Linked DNA regions of Homo sapiens: region 1 is linked to region 2. A link is a loop called in an ENCODE intact Hi-C map of the cell type or tissue named here. Cell type or tissue: PC-9. All regions are shown on one strand. Links, peaks and the distances in the headings refer to the core of each region. The heading gives the core; the rest is flanking DNA.

Region 1 (10,034 bases), core at 924-5,923, 160 kb after region 2:
AGCCGTGATTGTGCCACTGCACTCCCGCCTGGGCAAAAGAGTAAGATCCTGTCTCGAAAAAAAAAAAAATGGAAAAAAGAAAAAAAGAACTGGCTGGGAGTGGTGGCTCATGCCTGTAATCCCAGCACTTTGGGAGGCCGAGGCGGGCAGATCACAAGATCAGAAGTTCGAGACCAGCCTAGCCAACATGGTGAAACCTCATCTCTACTAAAAATACAAAAATCAGCTGGGCATGGTGGCAGGCACCTATAATCCCAGCTACTAGGGAGCCTGAGGCAATAGAATCGCTTGAACCTGGGAGGCAGAGGTTGTGCCACTGCACTCCAGCCTGGGCAACAGAGCAAGACTCCGTCTCAAAAAAAAAAAAAGAAATTTACCAGGTCACACAGCAGGTGGATGGTAAGGCTGCGATTGTATTCCAAACCCAGCTTTTAATTGCAGTCAAATGACAGACTTAAGATTCAAGGACTCCAGTGGAGGGAAGAAACAGCCACAAGAAACTGCTGCCAAATGAGCAAAACAGATTAACCAAGTCTCAATGATTGTTTGAAGGCGGTTGTGGAATAAAATGCAATTGTTTAGAAAGGATTTCTTAAATAGAAAAGACATATGTTTAAAGAAGCAAATTAGTTACCTGGAAATGAAATTCTAAACTATTTGAAAAACCATGGGGGCCGGGCGTGGTGGCTCATGCCTGTAATCCCAGCACTTTGGGAGGCCAAGGTGGGCAGATCACAAGGTCAGGAGTTCGAGACCAGCCTGACCAACATGGTGAAACCCCGTCTCTACTAAAAATACAAAAATTAGCTGGGGGTGGTGCCACGCGCCTGTAATCCCAGCTACTCAGGAGGCTGAGACAGGAGAATCGCTTGAACCCAGGAGGTGGAGGTTGCAGTGAGCTGAGATTGTGCCATGGCACTCCAGCCTGGGCAACAAGAGTGAGACTCCATCTCAAAAAACAAAGAAACAAAAAAACAAAATCCATGTGGTGAGACAGAGCAAATAAAATGTGCCAGAGATCTTGTTTGGTTCAGGGAAGAAGACGTGAGGGAAATGTTTCTTGATAAAATACAGACCTGAGGGTTTTTATTAACAGTGAATAATTGTTAGCCTAAAAGGGGGAAACTAGAAGAGGAGAAAAGAAACAAGAAAGCCAGGCCAGGCACAGTGGCTCACACCTGTAATCCCAGCACTTTGGGAGGCCAAGGCAGGCGGGTCACATGAGGCCAAGAGTTCGAGACCAACCTGGCCAACGTGGCAAAACCCCGTCTCTACTAAAAATACAAAAATTAGCCAGGCATGGTGGTGGGTGCCTGTAATCCCAGCTACTCGGGAGGCTGAGGCAGGAGAATCACTGGAACCCGGGAGGCGGAGGTCGCAGTGACCTGAGGTTACCCCACTGCACTCCAGCCTGGGTGACAGAGTGAGACTCCATCTCAAAAAGAAAAAAAAAGGCCAGGCACAGTGGCTCATGCCTGTAATCCCAGCACTTTGGGAGGCGGAGGCAGGTGGATCACGAGGTCAAGAGATTGAGCCATCCTGGCCAGTATGGTGAAACCCCGTGTCTACTAAAAATACAAAAATTGGCTGGGCATGGTGGCACACAGTTGTGGTCTCAGCTATTCGGGAAGCTGAGGCAGGAGAATCGCATGAACCCAGGAGGTAGAGGTTGCAGTGAGCCGAGATCCCGCCACTTCACTCCAGCCTGGGTGACAGAGTGAGACTCTGTCTCAAAAAAAAAAAAAAAAAAAAAAAAGACAGGAAACTGCAAACAAAGTAAGTGTGCCAGTATTGATACCAGAAAAATAAACCTAAGGCAAAAGGTGTTAAATGGGAAAAGAGTCTGTTTATCTACACATAACAGGTATGGTCTATGTAGAATATATTATGAACTGTTGTGTTCTCAAAAATAGAACATTGGCCAGGTGCGGTGACTCACGCCTGTAATCCCAGCATTTTGGGAGGCTGAGGTGGGCGGATCACCTGAGGTCGGGAGTTTGAGACCAGCCTGACCAATATGGAGAAACCCCATCTCTACTAAAAATACAAAATTAGCGGGGTGTGGTGGCGGCGCCTGTAATCCTAGCTACTCGGAAGGCTGAGGCAGGAGAATCTCTTGAACCCAAGAGGTGGAAGTTGCAGTGAGCCAAGATCACACCATTGCACTCCAGCCTGGGCAACAAGAGCAAGACTGTGTCTCAAAAAAAAACACAAAACACACACACACACACACAAAAACAAAATAGAACATCAACCCACGAAGCTAAACTGTGAAATACAAAGATTTTGAAAAACAAAGACATTGCAGGAGGGTTTATTACACCTTCCCTCGAAGAAGGATCAAGTAGACCCAGGAGGTTGACGCTGCAGTGAGCCATGATCACACCACTGCACTCCAGCCTGGGGAACAGGGTGAGATGCTGTCTCAAAAAGTTTACAGATCAATTTTTGTCTGGACACAGTGGTTCATGCCTGTAATCCCAGAACTTTGGGAGGCCAAGGAAGGAGGATCACTGAGGCCAGCCTGGACAACACAGAGAGACCCCATTTCTTTTTTTTTGTTTGTTGTTTTTTCTTTTTTTGAGACGGAGTCTCGCTCTGCCACCCAGGCTGGAGTGCAGTGGCGCGATTTCGGCTCACTGCAAGCTCCGCCTCCCGGGCGCACGCCGTTCTCCTGCCTCGCCTCCCGAGTAGATGGGACTACAGGCGCCCGCCACCACGCCCGGAGAATTTTTTGTATTTTTAGTAGAGACAGAGTTTCACCGTGTTAGCCAGGATGGTCTCGATCTCCTGACCTCGTGATCCACCCGCCTTGGCCTCCCAAAGTGCTGGGATTACAGGTGTGAGCCACCGCGCCCAGCCAAGAGACCCCATTTCTACAAAAAATACAAACAAAAAATTAGCCAGGCATAGCGGAGCTCGCCTGTGGTCCCAGTTATTTGGGAGGATGAGGTGGGAGGCTCACTTGAGCCCAGAAGGTCAAGGCTGCAGTAAGCCATGATGGCACCACTGCACTCCAGCCTACATGACAGAGTGAGATCCTGTCTAAAAAAAAAAAGAAAGAGAGAGAGACAATTTTTTTTTTCTTTTGAAACAGAATCTCGCTCTGTTGCCCAGGATGTTGGAGTGCAGTGGCACGATCTCAGCTCACCACAACATCTGCCTCCCAGGTTCAAGTGATTCTCGTGCCTCAGCCTCCTGAGTAGCTGAGATTACAGGCGTGCACCACCACACCTGGCTAATTTTTGTAATTTTAGTAGAGACAGGGTTTCACCATGCTGGCCAGGTTGGTCTCTAACTCCTGGCTTCAAGTGATCCACCTGCCTCGGCCTTCCAAAGTGCTGGGATTACAAGCGTGAGCCACCGTACCCGGCCAAAGAGACAATTTTTTTATGTCAGTAAAGATATAGAGACTTTGAGTAGCACAGTTAATAAGCTGTATTGTACACAAAACAGGGCGTGTTAACTATTTTGGCATTACAGATGTTAGGCAAGGTCAGAGGAAAAGCTTAGATAAGAACGTGGCCTTTGGCCGGACGCGGTGGCTCACGCCTGTAATCCCAGTACTTTGGGAGGCCGAGGTGAGTGGATCACCAGGTCAGGGGATGGAGACCATCCTGGCCAACGTGGTGAAACCCTGTCTCTACTAAAAATACAAAAATTAGCTGGGTGTGGCGGTGTGTGCCTGTAATCCCAGCTACTCGGGAGGCTGAGGCAGGAGAATAGCTTGAACCCAGGAGGTGGAGGTTGCAGTGAGCCGAGATCGCGCCACTGCGCTCCAGTCTGGTGACAAAGGTAGACTCCATCTCAAAAAAAAAAAGAAAAGAAAAGAAAAGAAAAAAAAGAACGTGGCCTTAAACACCACCGCCCCCTAGAGGCTCTCTTGGGTACTTTCACTTGCTCACTGCATCAAATCTTGAAACCAGATCAAAACTGAAGCTCCCACAAGCACAGCCTAATTCAGGGACTCCCACCTGAGTAGAGAGGCCGGAAGAACCATCCGCAGAGGGTCACAGGACAGCTGGACACCCTGACAGCCCAGATCACTGAAAGGTAAAGATGGAAATCATGGACTGGGTGCGGTGGCTCACGCCTGTAATCCCAGCACTACAGGAGGCCGAGGTGGGTGGATCACTTGAGGTCAGGAGTTCAAGACCAGCCTGGCCAACATCGCAAAACCCCATCTCTACCAAAAATACAAAAATTAGCTGGGTGTGGGGATGCAGGCCTGTATTCCCAGCTACTTGGGAGGCTGAGGCAGGAGAATCGCTTGAACCCGGGATGGGGAGGTTGCAGTGTGCTGAGATCGTGCCACTGCACTCCAACCTGGGCAACAGAGTGAGACCGTGTCTCAAAAAATAAATAAATAAAAAGTAGAGCATATAGAAATGAATAGGCTGGGTGGGGTGGCTCATGACTGTAATCCTAGCACTTTGGGAGGCCAAGCCAGGCGGATCACCAGAGGTCAGGAGTTCAAGACCAACCTGGCCAACATGGTGAGACCCTGTCTCTACTAAAAATACAAAAATTAGCAGAGCGTGGGGGCACATGCCTGTAATCCCAGCTTCTAGGGAGGCTGAGGCAGGAGAATTACTTGAACCCTGGAAGTGGAGGTTGCAGTGAGCTGAGATCATGCCACTGCACTCCAGCCTGGGTGACAGAGCGAGACTCTGTCTCAAAAAAGAAGGAAAAAAAAAAAAAGGAAATGAATAGTAATGAGCAAACATCATAGAAAATCTATGGGGATGCAGTCAAAGTTATACATGGAGAGAAACGGATAACTTCACTTGTTTTTATTAGTTAGCATGAAGAATCAAACCAATATATAAATTAAGTATTTATTTCAACATTCTAGAAAAACACCTGTAAAATAAACCCCCCAAAAAAGATGGAAGGAAATTAGAAAGTAAAGAGCAGAAATTAGTTACTTTAAAAGAAAGAGTAGGCTGGGCCTCAAAAAAAAAAAAAAAAAGAAAGAGTAGAATTGATGAATAAAATCGAGCTATTTAATAGATATAGTTGCTAAGATTTTTCTAGGAAAAACTTCTGGTAAGTGTGACTGAGAGAAAAGGAGAGAGAAAAAGAAAATATGGGACATTCAGATGAAGAATGAAGGTTTATTCACAGAGATGAAAAAAGTTAAAAATTATAAAAGAAAATTATGTGCAATTGTTTGCCTACATTTTTGAAATCTATATGGGATGCTTATATGTTACAAACTGTAAAAACCAATTCTAGAAAAAATTAAAACCCCAAATAGACCAATAACAAAAGAACACATTGAAAACGTATCAAAAGCCATGTCAGGAAAAGACACTTAATCCAGATCTTTTTGTGGACAAGTTCTATCAAATGTGGAAGAATCAGATAATTGTGATTTAATTTAGACTCTTACAAAACAAGGCTGGGCGCGGTGGCTGACGCCTGTAATCCCAACATCTTGGGAGGCTAAGGCGGGAGGATCCCTTGAGCCCAGGAGTTCAAGACCAGCCTGGACAATAGTGAGTCCCCCATCTCTATAAAAAAAACTAAAAAATTGCTGGGAGACTGAAGTGGGAAGATTGCTTGAACCCAAGAGTTCAAGGCTACAGTGAGTCGGAACCGCACCACTGCACTTCAGTCTGGGTAACAGAGTGAGACCCTATCTCAAAAAAAAAAAAAAAAAAAAAAGGGCAGGGTGCGGTGGCTCACGCCTGTAATCCCAGCACTTTGGGAAGCCGAGGCAGGTGAATCACGAGGTCAGAAGATCCAGACCATCCTGGCTAACACGGTGAAACCCTGTCTCAACTAAAATACAAAAACAAAAATTAGCCGGGTGTGGTGCCGGGCACCTGTAGTCCCAGCTACTCGGGAGGCTGAGGCAGGAGAATGGTGTGAACCCGGGAGGTGGAACTTGCAGTGAGCCGAGATCGCACCATTGTACTCCAGCCTGGGCGAGAGCCAGACTCCGTCTCAAAAAAAAAAAAAAAAAAAAAAAACAATTAGCCAGGCGTGGTGGTGGGCACCTGTAATCCCAGCACTTTGGGAGGCCGAGGCGGGTGGATCACCTGAGGTTAGGAGTTCAAGACCAGCCTGGCCAACATGGTGAAACCCTGTCTCTACTAAAATACAAAAATTAGCCGGGCGTGGTGGTGGACACTTGTAATCCCAGCTACTCGGAAGGCTGAGGCAGGAGAATTGCCTGAACCTGGGAGGCAGAGGTTGTAGTGAGCCGAGATCGAGATGGCGCCATTGCACTCCAGCCTGAGTGACACAGCAAGACTCCATCTCAAAAAAAAAAAGAGAGAAACGTTGCAAGGAAAGCACTTGGTGCAGTCCGGGGTAGTCAGTGATTGTTACGGTTACGCAGGGGTCTGTTTTGTTCATCGACAGGGATCCCTGCACCTGCCGTGAGGCCATGTGTGTCACTCTGAGGCTGCCGGGAGAGCCTGCAGCCAGGAGCCCTGATGCTGCCTCCTCCAATGGCTAAGCGGACACCCTCACTCAGCTCAGGCGCAGGAAGCCAGCACTGCTGAGAGCAGGCAACTGGCTCCGTAGGAGTGAGGATACTGCTCTGACAGCCACAGAGGCGCACATGACTCCCCCGTTAGCTCATCTTCTGTGTGGCAGATCACCTCTGCTGCCTTCCCGTCTGGGAGCACCTGAGTCACTGTGGTCACGTCTGCAGGCAACAGACAAAGGGTCCCCATTCGGGCAGGGATGGACACCTGTTTGTCCCGACCCACCCGGTAGGGCCTCAGGGCCACCATGGTGAGCAGGCTGAAGGGGGGTGACCTCTCAGGAGGACACCAGACTGCTGCACACCTGGACACCGGAGAGAGCTTACCTGTGATGTCACCCACGTGCTGGGGTGACTCAGTGCTCCTCTCTCGGGTGGAAGTTGCGTTCAGTGCTGCCGCAGTTCCTCCAACGTCTCCATGGCAACGTTCACACGGATTTCATAGAACATAAGGTGTTTGAGCTGGAAGGGACCTCAGAGATCGGCTCCTCCTGCCCCCTCATTTCATGGAGAGGGGAGCAGGCCCAGACAGGGAATGCCACGTGCCCAGGGGCACATAGCAAGCCGGGGACCCCGCGGAGGGCACAGACCGCTGAGCTCCAGAGGAGGGTCTTGGGAGGTGCCCTGGGGGCACAGGCCGTGGCGGCTTTGCCACTCCCTGGCTTGCTAAGAGCCCCTTGAAGTCCAACCCAGCTCTCTGCTGCTCAGCCACAGAGCTCTCGCTCGAGTGCCTGGCGGGAACAGGAGTAGGCAGGACAGGGCCCTGTCCTCAGGAGGCTCCCAGGCTGCTACAGCGGCCATGCAGCCGCTGGGGAAGGGCTGGAGAGCATCCAGGGAGCCAGAAGTGGGGCAGGAGGAGCCAGGGCAGGCTCCCTTGAGGGTGGGGCTCCAGGCAGAGTCTGGAAGCCTGAGGAGGCCTCACTCGTGCCTGCGCCCCCTCTCCTGGCACACAAGGGCCAGCCCGAGGGCCCCACTCTGGGGGCAGAGTGTAGGGAAGAGGCTGGAAAATGGGGGCCAGAAAGAGACTGTCCTGATCCATGGCTCCCAGGGGTCGTTTTGGCTGGGGGCTCACAGCACACATCCTTCCAGACACCCAGGACGGTCAGAAGGAACTGGCAGGAGTTAGAGGGCACGGTGTAAGGATGCCAGGGGGCCGGGCCGTCAGAAGGTAACAGGAGCGAAAGTCCCAGAGCAAGGCCCCAAGGAGACCCAGGGCGCTCTCTCCGCTCGAGGACAGGAACCCGTGGAGACCTTCCCCTCCCTGGAAGAGCCAGCTCTGCACCAGAAGGGTGGGGGGCTGTAGCACCCCTCCCAGGGGAACACGGACCTCACTCTCCGCCCCCAGCTCCCAGGGCCCATCTCAAACTCGGACCCTGTCTCAGGGACCTGCCCTGGCCCACAGGACTCCTCTCTTCTCCAGGTCTGAAGATGCCAAGAATCCGGACATCCCAAGGCCTCCCTGCTGAACTTTCCCACCATGCCGGCCCCCGCCTTGCCCTCGCCGGCCCCCGCCTTGCCCTCGCCGGCCCCCGCCTTGCCCTCGCTGGCTGCCTGTTCTAGTTTTTCTAGTTTTATTTGTTGTTGTTGTTGTTGTTTTTTGAGATGGAGTCTTGTTCCGTCGCCCAGGCTGGAGTGTGGTGGTGCGATCTCCGCTCACTGCAAGTTCCACCTCCCGGGTTCACGCCATTCTGCTGCCGCAGCCTCCCGAGTAGCTGGGACTACAGGCGCCCGCCACCACACCCGGCTAATTTTTTGTATTTTTAGTAGAGACAGGGTTTCACTGTGTTAGCCAGGATGGTCTTGATCTCCTGACCTCGTGGTCTGCCTGCCTCGGCCTCCCAAAGTGCTGCTGGGATTACAGGCGTGAGCCACCGCGCCCGGCCTTTTTTTTTTTTTTTTTTGTGGAGACCAAGTTTCGCTCTTGTCGCCCAGGCTGGAGTACGATGGCGCGATCTCGGCTCACCACAACCTCCGCCTCCTGGGTTCAAGCGATTCTCCTGCCTCAGCCTCCTGAGTAGCTGGGACTACAGGCGCCCGCCACCACACCTGGCTAATTTTGTATTTTTAGTAGAGACGGGGTTTCTCCATGTTGGCCAGGCTGGTCTCGAACTCCCGATCTCAGGTGATCCGCCCGCCCCGGCCTCCCAAAGTGCTGGGGTTTAATCCATCTTTAACCCACTGCAGCATCCCACTGGTCTCTGCCCATGGGCATGGACTCTGACCCTCCCCTCCCTGCCTCCAGGCCTACAGCTTCTTTCCTGAAGGTCCTCTCTGTTCCTATTATCCCTCCCCTGGGTGACTGCAACCCCCATCAATCTCATCTCCAGGCCTACAGGCTCCACCATCCATCCCCTCCTGCCAGTCCCCAATATTCCTGTAGCACAGCGTCCTCTGTTGTTCTGCTCAAAAGCCACGCACAGCTCTCTACTTCCCGCTGTACAATTTCCAAGCTCCTAGGAATAACACTCAGGTTTCCCTTCCCAGCTGACCCCATCCTACCTTACCAGCTTGATTACCTCCCGTTTCCTCCAAGGAACTGGGCCACACTTTGGCCACCTCGGCACAAAGTGCCCATCTCCTAGCACTCTCAGCCTATGCATATTGACTCCCTCCACCTGGGGACTGTCTTTCTCTCTCGTGTCGGACTCTAGCTCAATCCTCAAAGCCCAGTGCAAACCCTCCCTCCCCCAGAAGCCTTGCCCTCACTACTGATCACACTTGCCTTAAATCTTTGTTAGCAAGGACATGTCCTCCTGAAGTGAGGCCTGTGTTTCTAAGTCACATTTCTTTCTCTTTTCTTTTCTTTCTTTTTTTTTTCCCCAGAGTCTCGCTCTGTCACCCAGGCTGGAATGCAACAGCACAATCTCAGCTCACTGCAACCTCCTCCTCCTGGGGTCAAGCGATTCTCCTGCCTCAGCCTCCCGAGTAGCTGGGATTACAGGCGTATGCCACCAGGCCCAGCTAATTTTTGTATTTTTAGTAGAGACGGGGTTTCACCATGTTGGCCAGGCTGGTCTCAAACTCCTGGCCTCAAGTGATCTGCCTGCTCAGCCTCCCAAAGTGCTGGGATTACAGGCGTGAGCCACCACACCTCTTTCACCAATTTAATAACTGCTTATGGAGGCCCAGAGCTGGCTGCTGGGGACAGCAGTTGACCAAGACAAGCTGCTTCCTGTGCCCGGAGAGCTTACACTCCAGAGGGTGAAACAGATGGCAAACACAGCAACCAAGAGACATAATGATCAAAGATTCCGAGGCCTGCTGGAAGCCAAGAGAGGGGTCTGTGATGCAGGCACCCAGAGCTCCCCATTTTCAAGAGAAACCAGAGACTTGGATTTTTATGTAAACTCTCCTAATTTTAAAGGTTGCCAGCGCAAGCCCGTTTCCTCTGCTCTCTCAAGGCTCCCCTCCCCGCCTGGCCTCCCACTTTCTCCAGCGCGCCTGCCTCCTTCTCTTCCTGGGGGCCCCATCCGCACTCCTCCCCCTGCAGGATGCCCTACTTGCACCCAACTCCTCCTGCTGCCCGCGCCCTGGG
Region 2 (9,187 bases), core at 1-5,000:
GGGCATTGGTCTTCCAGAGCCCACTGTGCACCCTTGAGAGGGCGGGGTCCCTCACCCGGATGGCAGGGGCTGGGAGCTTCAGCAGGGACGAAGGGCCTCCAGTGGGAGTCACTGATGGGAGGCAGTCCAGTGGGAGGCAGCCGCGTGGGGAAGCCGCCACCGCGGCATCAGGGTGGCCCAGGGTCACTCACCTTGAGCTGCCTGAATTCGTCCCAACTCCTGCGCACGAAGGTGTCGCTGCCGTCTGACCAGCGCACAGAGAAGGCAAACGTCTGGGGGACAAAAAGTTGGGAGTGCCGTGGAGGTGCTGGTCCAGGCACCCCCTTCCTATCCCTTGGGGCCACTAAGGACCCAGCCAGGTCTTACTTGGAGCCTCTTGATCTGCACCAGGGCTGCCCCTTGCACTGAAACTGGGTATCGGGGGCCTGCCATGGCTGTGGCTTCCAGGCTGCAGATTCCTGAAATGGGCGAGGACCCTTCTGCCTCCCCGTGCTTGAGAGGGCTCTGGGGGACCCAGAAAACCCCCTGGGATAGAATCCTGGCAACACCTCAAGCCTGTGGGGTCCTTGTGGAGCCGCCCCAGCTGAGTCCTTTGCAGCTTTCTTGCTGTCCCCCAAGCCCACGATCTGGGGGCAGGAGCACAGGGATTGGGGGACTTCCAGGCAGAGCTGCTGGGAGGAAGAAGAAGAATGAGCTTTCCAGCCCTGGAGGCGTGCAAGACTGAAGAAGGGGCGAAGGGTAGGCGGGACTGCTGCCTGGGGCCCTCCTGCCTGCCTCTGGCCACAGGAGGAGGGAGGAGAAGGCAGGGCTAATCAAAGCGCCACCTGTCCTGCCCACCTCTCTGGATTCCCCTACCCTGTGAGGTAATTGCCCTGCCAGGGTGCGCCCAACAACTTTGAACTGGCCTGGGGATTTCTGTGCAGAACCAAGGACTCAGTGCTTACAGCTTTAAGTGCTTTGTCTGACTTAATCCTAATGCTGGAGGAAAGGTCTCTTAATGTCCCCAACTCATAGAGGAGGAAATGTGTGTTAAATGCGTAATTATTGTGAGCTGTTCTATACATGCTGGGGGAGGGGCAGACCTCACAGGCTCACCCCAGGGGTTCCCCTGCAGTGAGGAGACTTGGGGTAGGAGAAAGAGGGCCCATCTGTGCAGTCACTGGCATTTGGTGGGTGGGGGTGGTGGTCAGGGAAGTGGTCACTAGGGCTGTTTTGAGAACCACCTCTCAATTCACGATTTGCCATGACTTACTGCAAACATGGCCTGGGCAGAGGCTCGCCCAGGTGCCCCACCTCTCTGGCTGCTTCCTTATAGTTCGGGCTTCGGAAGCCACATTCAACCCTGGCACACAGTGGTTTTTCCTCGTGCTGGGGCCACCAGTTCTGTGTTGGGATGCACCTACTCCAGCCCCTTCAGGGAGCAGTCAGCCTCTAAGGCATCCCTCCAGGAAGCTGCCCTGGCTGCAACAAAGGGCCTTTGTGTGTCTGTCCCACCAGCACTCTCTCTCATGCCCTCAAGCTGTCCCTGGTCTTGGCATGGGCAATGAACACCTGCTCACATAGGGCTGATTTGCAGGGTTCCCCCAGCCAGCTGTCACCTTCTCCCTGTCTCAGCTGAGGGCCCAGCTGACCTGGTGGGGTCCAGCGTGTGAACCCAGGGGAGACCTTGCTCCCCTGGAAGACAGGAGAAGCTGGGGAGGATTTATTCACAAGCAGAGGCCTAGAGGGATTCTGAGGCCACCTGCCTACCCCAGCTGACAGCTCCTGCCCCACACCCCATCAGCCCTGCATGGTTTCCACTTTTTCCTCCCCTACCCTCTTTTCTTGCCTGAATAGTACACCCCACCCTCCATCTGTATGCTCCTCACTTGCCCCTACAAAATCCACTCCAAGGACAGACACAGTGCCTCACCTGTAATCCAAGTACTTTGGGAGGCCGAGGCAGGGGGATTGCTTGAGCTCAGGAGTTCGAGACCAGTCTGGGCAACATGTTGAGACCTCCATCTGTGCCCCCCAAAAATACAAAAATTAGCTGGGCGTGGTGGCGTGTGCCTGTAGTCTACTTGGGAGGCTGAGGTGGGAGATCACTTGAGCCTAAGCAGTCGCGGCTGCAGTGAACAAGATCGCGCCACTGCACTCCACCCTGGGTAACGGAACAAGACCCTGTCTCAAAAAAAAAAAAGAAATCCACTCCCCATATGATAGCCAGCGGAATCTGCAGCAAACTGAAATGGGATCAGATTGGGTAACCTTGCCCAAAACTGTCTAGCATCTTCCCTCCTACCGTTATAATAAATTCCCAATCCCCGAAGCTGCCGACCAAGTCTTTGGTGGGCCCCTGTCCGTCCCTGGATCTCCCCTCCCACCTTACAACCCTCCCTAGCGTCCCACTGGCGTTTTTGTTCCTGCAAAATGCCAAGACCCTGCCACCTTGGGCTTGGTCTCGAAGGCGCTCCTCAGCTGATTCCTCATCCTTCAGAAAGGGTCACCTCCTCAAGGAGGCCTTCCAGATTTACTACACCCTTGCATGGACCCACCAGTTTGTACGTGAACATTTATGAGTGTGAGTCCTTGTTTTTTTTTCCTGTCTTGACCACTGGATTATGAACAGAGAAGGTCAGGGAACAGAATTGTGTTCCCTGCTCTGCCCAGCACTTGGAACAGCGCTTGGAACAGAGCGGTCACTGCGCAAATAATAGCGGAATGGATAAATGAACGCAAGGAGGCACAGGAATCCCAGAGGCCGCTCCAACCGGGAGCCCGACCCCTCATCCCAGGCTCTAGGATCCGCGACAGCCGGCGAGGGGCGCCAGGGAGCCCAAGGCACGCGCCAACCCTCTGCGGCCGCGCCGCGCCCTGCGTTGCCAGACGCCCGTTGCCATGGCGCCAGGGAGGGGACAAGAGCCCAGGACCCTAGCGCGCGCCGCAATCTGTGCGGTCACGCCCGGCCCGCGTTGAGAGAGCGCTTGGCAGCCAGCGGGTGGACGCGCCCCTCAGCGGAGGGCACAAAGCCTGGCCGCAGGCACGCAGGACACTCAGAACGGAGCGATGGGGACGTCGCGGGCCGCAACACGGACTTTGCCTGGGTGTCAGCTCGGGTCCACAGCGCGGCCGAGGCGCACCTTGCGCCACACACTGCTCTTTTACTGGAGAAAGCGGGACGGCCGCCACGGACGGCGCAACCCCTGCGTGCGCCGCGGATCGACGCCTGAGGGCGCCAGCAGGGTCCGACCCTCCTGCTCCGTCCCCGCCCCTGTCCTCGGGCCCGGCCAGCGCCGCGGCCTCTGGCTCCGCCTCCACACGGGCCCGCAAGCAGGCACCGCCCCCGACTCTGCCCCCAGCCCCGGCTCGGGCCCGGCCCCCGCGAGCACGGCGCGCGCCTCCGGCTCCTGTGGCCGCGCGCTGGCCTGGAGGCTGACCTGGAGGCTCATCTGGAGGCCGAGCTGACCCGGCAGGCCTTGCGCGGGCAACATGGCGGCGCCCGGCGAGCGGGGCCGCTTCCACGGCGGGAACCTCTTCTTCCTGCCGGGGGGCGCGCGCTCCGAGATGATGGACGACCTGGCGACCGACGCGCGGGGCCGGGGCGCGGGGCGGAGAGACGCGGCCGCCTCGGCCTCGACGCCAGCCCAGGCGCCGACCTCCGATTCTCCTGTCGCCGAGGACGCCTCCCGGAGGCGGCCGTGCCGGGCCTGCGTCGACTTCAAGACGTGGATGCGGACGCAGCAGAAGGTGCAGTTCCCTGCCCGATTTCTCCCAGCCCCGCGCAGCCCCTGTCCCCGCCCCCGCCCAGGTACCCCGGCAGAGCTTCCCAGGGTTGCCTGTCCCTGAACCTTGCCCCCCGGGTAGGCCCGGCCTTACAGCCTTCATCCGCGCGTGGGTTGGATCGTCTGCAGGACTTTGGCCGGAGTCCAGTGGGCCACCGGCTGGGCCGTACAGTGGGGAGCTTTGGGCGCCTTTGTTCGGAGAATGAACTCACTCTCGGTCGGCCTGCTTCCGCAGCGGGACACCAAGTTTAGGGAGGACTGCCCGCCGGATCGCGAGGAACTGGGCCGCCACAGCTGGGCTGTCCTCCACACCCTGGCCGCCTACTACCCCGACCTGCCCACCCCAGAACAGCAGCAAGACATGGCCCAGTTCATACATTTATTTTCTAAGTTTTACCCCTGTGAGGAGTGTGCTGAAGACCTAAGAAAAAGGTAAGATGTGTTTGCACGCAGCAGAGCTTTGCACTGGAGCCTGGGCCTGGGGCTCCTGGCTGACGTTATAGCGGGGAACGTAGAGAAACGGATGCAGAGGTGGCAGAAGTTTGCTGAGGAGCAGGGACCTCCAACAGGTGAGGACTGGGGCTATCTGAGCCTCCTCCTCTCGTCTCAGAAGCCAAGCTGTCGGGATCTGCTGCTGGGTACTGCTCCTGCCACAGCCACAGGGCTTCCAGGAAGGGATTCCCTGCCTTGTCTGGCACTGAAGGCGGTTTCCCGCAAGTTAGGGAAGACTCCACTTTGCCTGACTTCTAGAGTAGGACTTCTGGTTTTAAAATCTTGGAAATCCACTGCTTTTGCTCCCAAGAGCCATCTCTTCCTCACTGAGGGATCCAAGAGCCAGCACTGGCCCTTGCAGGTGTTTCTAGGCCAGATGTATAGGGTAGAGCCGCCATTGTTGCTATAAGGCTGGTCAGTTAGAATGAAGTCTCTTGCTGAACTGACGCACCAGGGCCTGCCCTCAGATGCTAAGAAACAAGTCCAGTTTTCAGTTACAAGGCTGTGCCCAGCCCCACCCAGGCCACACTCTGCCTGAGGCCAGGGACACTGGATGCCGCTTCCTGGGTGTTAGGAGCTTATAAAATTGCCAGGTCTGTGCTGTAATGTGTTGCCTTGAGGCCTCGTTGGAGTTTGCCAAGCTGTCCAGGTGGGTGTTTGCGCAGCCCTGGGAGTTCATCACACCCGGGGAGCTGCAGGGTCAGCCCTGTTCTGGGAGTGCCTGTACCTTGGAGCATAAGGGCACTCCCAGGTGTAGTTCACAGCAGTGCCCCAGCTCTCCTTCCTTGACAGCAGACAGGGAACTGGCAGGGGCAGTGGAGCCGCTGCGTCCTCTCATTCTTTACCTGCTCTCCCTACACAGGCTGTGCAGGAACCACCCAGACACCCGCACCCGGGCATGCTTCACACAGTGGCTGTGCCACCTGCACAATGAAGTGAACCGCAAGCTGGGCAAGCCTGACTTCGACTGCTCAAAAGTGGATGAGCGCTGGCGCGACGGCTGGAAGGATGGCTCCTGTGACTAGAGGGTGGTCAGCCAGAGCTCATGGGACAGCTAGCCAGGCATGGTTGGATAGGGGCAGGGCACTCATTAAAGTGCATCACAGCCAGAGCCTGTTGTGTCTCAGTTGGGTGGTCCCCAGGACACTGCCTGTGGGGACCTGCCCTGCCCCTCTTAGGTTTGGAGCAGAAGTGGAGGTGCCCACAGCAGGTACCCACTGGCCCCCTCCTCAGTGGAGACCCCAAGGAGCTGCAGCTGAACTGCAGGGGAGGGAAGGAGGAGCAGCCTGGGCTGCCCCTTGACATTCAGGATGTAGCTTCCTGCCCACCGCATACCCTGGCGCCTCACTCCTCACACGGGAAGACAGCGGGCCTGGCTGGGCATCCCTGTGCCTGTCCCTGGCGGCCAGGCCATTGCCTTCCCACTATGCAGCCAGGGATGCCCCTGCCCCCCATGGCTCTGTGCTGCTCACTTTAGGGGGCTCAATTCTCCACTCTGCTCAGTCCCTACAGGGAAAGCTCAGGTCGGGTCTTTCTGAGGGTCCACCAGCCATCCTACCCTCTCCCTGCCTGGCACATGCCTGCCAGCGTTGTGTCATGCCTGTCCACAGGGGATTCGTGGGGCTCACTTCATCAGAGTTTGAAGCCCAAATGAAACGCTGAAGTGACTGAGAACCTGGCTTCAGTATATTTTCTGCTGGGGCTTAATAAAGCAGTAGACAGGGCTTGTTCCATCCCTCTGTGCTCAGCTGCATTTCCTGCTGGGGTCCTGGTTCCTCAGGAGAGAGAGACCACAGGGTGAGAGTGAGCCAGGAACAGCAAGGACGTTGATTGGTTGGGGCAGGGGGGCCAGAGTAGCTGATGTAGGAGTACTGGGAGGCCAGACGGCACGAGGTCTCCAAGGCCCCAGCAAAGCCATGGCTTCTACCCCTAGTTCCCCTGACAGGAAGTTCTTGGCGGGTTTGGAGCCAGGGGATGGCATGGAGTGATGTGGCTTTGAAGGGTCCTCTGGCTGCTGAGCTGGGATGAGGCAGGTAAGGGTGGAACAGGAGGGGTGGGGAGGAAGCCGGGGCAGTCACCGAGTGACCACCAAGAGGAAGACCCACCCCACGGCGGGGACAGATGCGGGGTACGTTAAAGGGAGAGCCAGAGAACTCATGGGGTGAGGATGGAGTCCGAGGAGACTGCTGGGAGCCGCCGTGTGGGTCAGAGATGGAGAAGGCTGAGTGCAGCAAGGTGGGGGGTGACTGGGACCCAGCCTTTGGGCCTCCCCAGCCAGAGCAGCCCAGCAACAGTGTGTCCTGTGGTCATAAAACTCCAGGGACCTCTATCCTCCAGGAGTCTCAGCCTTTCCCTGGGCGCAGGCCCACCTTGGCATGGCCGCCTCAGGCCTCCATGGAGGGAGCTGCTATGTCCCCACCAGATTGGCCCCGTGCGGCTGCTGGCTTCTGTAGAGGCTGCCCAGAGGGGCCAGGTGGCACAAATAAGAGAGGGGAGATGGGGGGCAGCCAGGAGAGGAGGTGTCCCTTCCTCGCCCAGACACAGCGCGCTTCTCTCTGGCCTTTCCCGAGGCCTGTGAGTGCCTCAGGAAGCAGCTGGGCCCTCTGGGAAGGCTGTGTTCAGCTTAGGAACATACCGCCTGTATCTGCTGTCCCTCCCCTGCCCCCCTGCCCCCCCCACCGCCTTCCCTTTTTCCCTGTCTTCCTTAAAGTTTCACTCCTGAATAAAACTTCACTTTGCCTTAGAATCTGTTTTTCTTTTTGTTGTTGTTTTGTTTTTCTGAGACAGAGTCTAGCTCTGTCGCCCAGGCTGGAGTGCAGTGGAGCAGTCTCGGCTCACTGCAACCTCCATCTCCCGGGTTCAAGCAATTTCTCCTGCCTCAGCCTCCCGAGCAGCTGGGATCACAGGCGCCCACCACCACCCCCTGCTAATTTTTGTATTTTTAGTAGAGACAGGGTTTCACTGTGTTGGCCAGGCTGGTCTTGAACTCCTGACCTCATGAACCACCCACCTCAGCTTCCCAAGGTGCTGAGATTACAAGCGTGAGCCACTGCGCCAGGCCAGAGTCTGTTTTTGAAGGCATCCAGGCCAGTGGAACTCTAGTGCAAGGAAAAGTTCTGGCTTGAGCTGGTGTTCCAGAGCTGTTGACACGCAGACCAAAGGAGTTAGCACAGAGGGAGAGACCTCCCCAGGATCGCGCCCTGGGCTCCTAAGGCTCACAGGTCACAGAGGAAGGACCCATGAGGGAGGAGGACCTCCAGGAGGGGCATAGTGGCTCACGCCTGTAATCCCAGCACTTTGGGAAACCAAGGTGGGCAGATCACTTGAAGTCAGGAGTTCGAGACCAGCCTGGTCAACATGGCGAAACCCCGTCTCTACTAAAAATACAAAAAAAAAAAAAAAAAAAATTAGCTGGGTGCGGTGGCACACCTGGAATCCCAGCTACTCCAGTGGCTGAGGTAGGAGAATCACTTGAGCCCCTGAGGCAAAGCTTGCAGTGAGCCAAGATTGCGCCACTGCACTCCAGCCTGGGTAACAGAGTGCGACTGTAACTCAAAAAATAAATAAATAACTAAAGAAATAAATGAGTCGACAGCAGCATCAGACTTGCCCTTGGGATTGGCACGGAGAGGTCAGTGGCAACCTTGAGTTTAGGTGGCGGTGGGAGCTGATTCTGCCGGGTCAGAGGGAGAGAGAGGAGGGTGTTGCAGGCAGAGTTTGCTGCTAAAGGAAGCAGTAACGTAAGGCAGCTGGAGGGGAGGTGGGGTCAACAGTGTTTGGCTTTTAGGAGAAAGTGCAGCATGTCTGGGTGCTGATGTTAGTGATGAAGTAGAGAATGAATGACACAGAGGGGAGGTCTGTGGCCAACAGGTGAGAGGGGTTGTGATCGGACGCACAGTGTGATGGACTTGGAACACAGTGAGTAGCGCCTCTGGCAACACCTGCTCTGCCCACCTGTGCCCAGCAAGGCTGAAGAATGAGCTCCAGGGGGGCTGGGCCACGCAGCACCATCTGTGCACCCGGCTCGTGTAGCAGGGACCTGGGTTGCTTATTATCTGAAGTACAGGGTGGTAACAGTCTCCGCCACTACACAGGTCAAGCGCTTGGCGCTGTAAATGTCAGTGCAGACATCTCAGTGCTCTAGACAGAAACCTAGGAGTCATCTGAACTTCCAGCCTGCTAGGAACATGAGGAGAGGGACCTTGTTGCACCCAAGGCTGGGGTCTGTGGAGGGGACTCAGCGGGACACAGGGCAGCCAGGCACCACCCCCACCCGACTCCTAGTCTCTGATGCCGCTCCCTGCCCTCCATTCCAGACTAGGCGCCGCAAGTACGCTGGGGAGACCCAGGAGTAGGGAGGGCATTGGGAGCACCACCACCTGGCCACGGGCAAGGAGCGGAGACACCGAAACCAACACTCCCAGCGGCGCTGGCCACGGTGGCTCTGTCCCCTCCCTCAACAGGTGCTCCTGGGGCCAACGCCTTTCTTCCCACCAGATCCTCCCCGCCAGAGGCTAGAAGCTGTGATAGCAGCTAGAGCACAGTGGGGGGCCATGAGAAAGACCCCAGTTATCCATCTGGTCTTCTTGGGACCAGGGCCAGGGAGCCGGTCCCCTCTCCCGTGGGTTGGGGGAAGATGCTGCAGCCCGTGGACCTCCTACCCCTTTACTCCCTCACCCAAGTGCCCTTCCCAGAGGAGCGGACTCCTCCTGTCTGTCCTCCCGGCTCTAGCAAAGTCTGCGCCCAGCACCCGAGCCCCACCCTGCCCCCGGGGACCTGGCTGGTGGGTTCCTGAGGATGGTCTCCATCTCGGGACCGGGGCAGGCAGGTGAGGGTGGGGGATGGGAGGTGGGCGCGGCGGAGGGAGAGGAGGGACCCGGCCCCGCGCGCATGGACCCAGTGGGGGGCGCGGGCGCGGCCCCGCCCCGTCC

The links. A loop is a pair of places that touch in the nucleus more often than their neighbours do. Peaks named below come from ENCODE experiments on the same cell type or tissue, not always from the same donor. Only the 100,000 strongest peaks of a DNase experiment are listed, where the experiment ranks them.
Region 1: a loop joins it to region 2, with 4 times the contacts of the local background. A loop is called at or near these places in 4 of 110 quality-filtered maps.

The regions. Positions count from the first base shown.
Region 1 is chr16:2,136,897-2,146,930 of GRCh38, forward strand. No RefSeq gene overlaps it. Among named protein-coding and RNA genes, the nearest start is that of MIR3180-5, 5.8 kb to the left of the region's middle. RefSeq lists enhancers at 6,225-6,976, 9,626-10,034. In PC-9, for the core only: CTCF peaks have their summits at 3,880 (motif pointing left) and 4,082; a DNase peak (open chromatin) is centred at 3,905.
Region 2 is chr16:1,980,748-1,989,934 of GRCh38, forward strand. It overlaps TBL3 (transducin beta like 3), which reads left to right. Exons shown (of 22, transcript NM_006453.3): 22 at 1-2,182. NOXO1 (NADPH oxidase organizer 1) reads right to left here and starts at 722. Exons shown (of 8, transcript NM_172167.3): 1 at 367-722; 2 at 192-272. The coding sequence starts at 432. It overlaps GFER (growth factor, augmenter of liver regeneration), which reads left to right and starts at 3,446. Exons shown (of 3, transcript NM_005262.3): 1 at 3,446-3,729; 2 at 4,000-4,196; 3 at 5,119-7,002. The coding sequence starts at 3,472. The coding sequence ends at 5,281. RefSeq lists enhancers at 1-162, 639-698, 8,181-8,760 and silencers at 1,985-2,177, 3,198-3,737. In PC-9, for the core only: CTCF peaks have their summits at 2,800 and 3,072; DNase peaks (open chromatin) are centred at 1,484, 2,954, 3,304 and 4,804; H3K4me3 peaks cover 2,612 bases.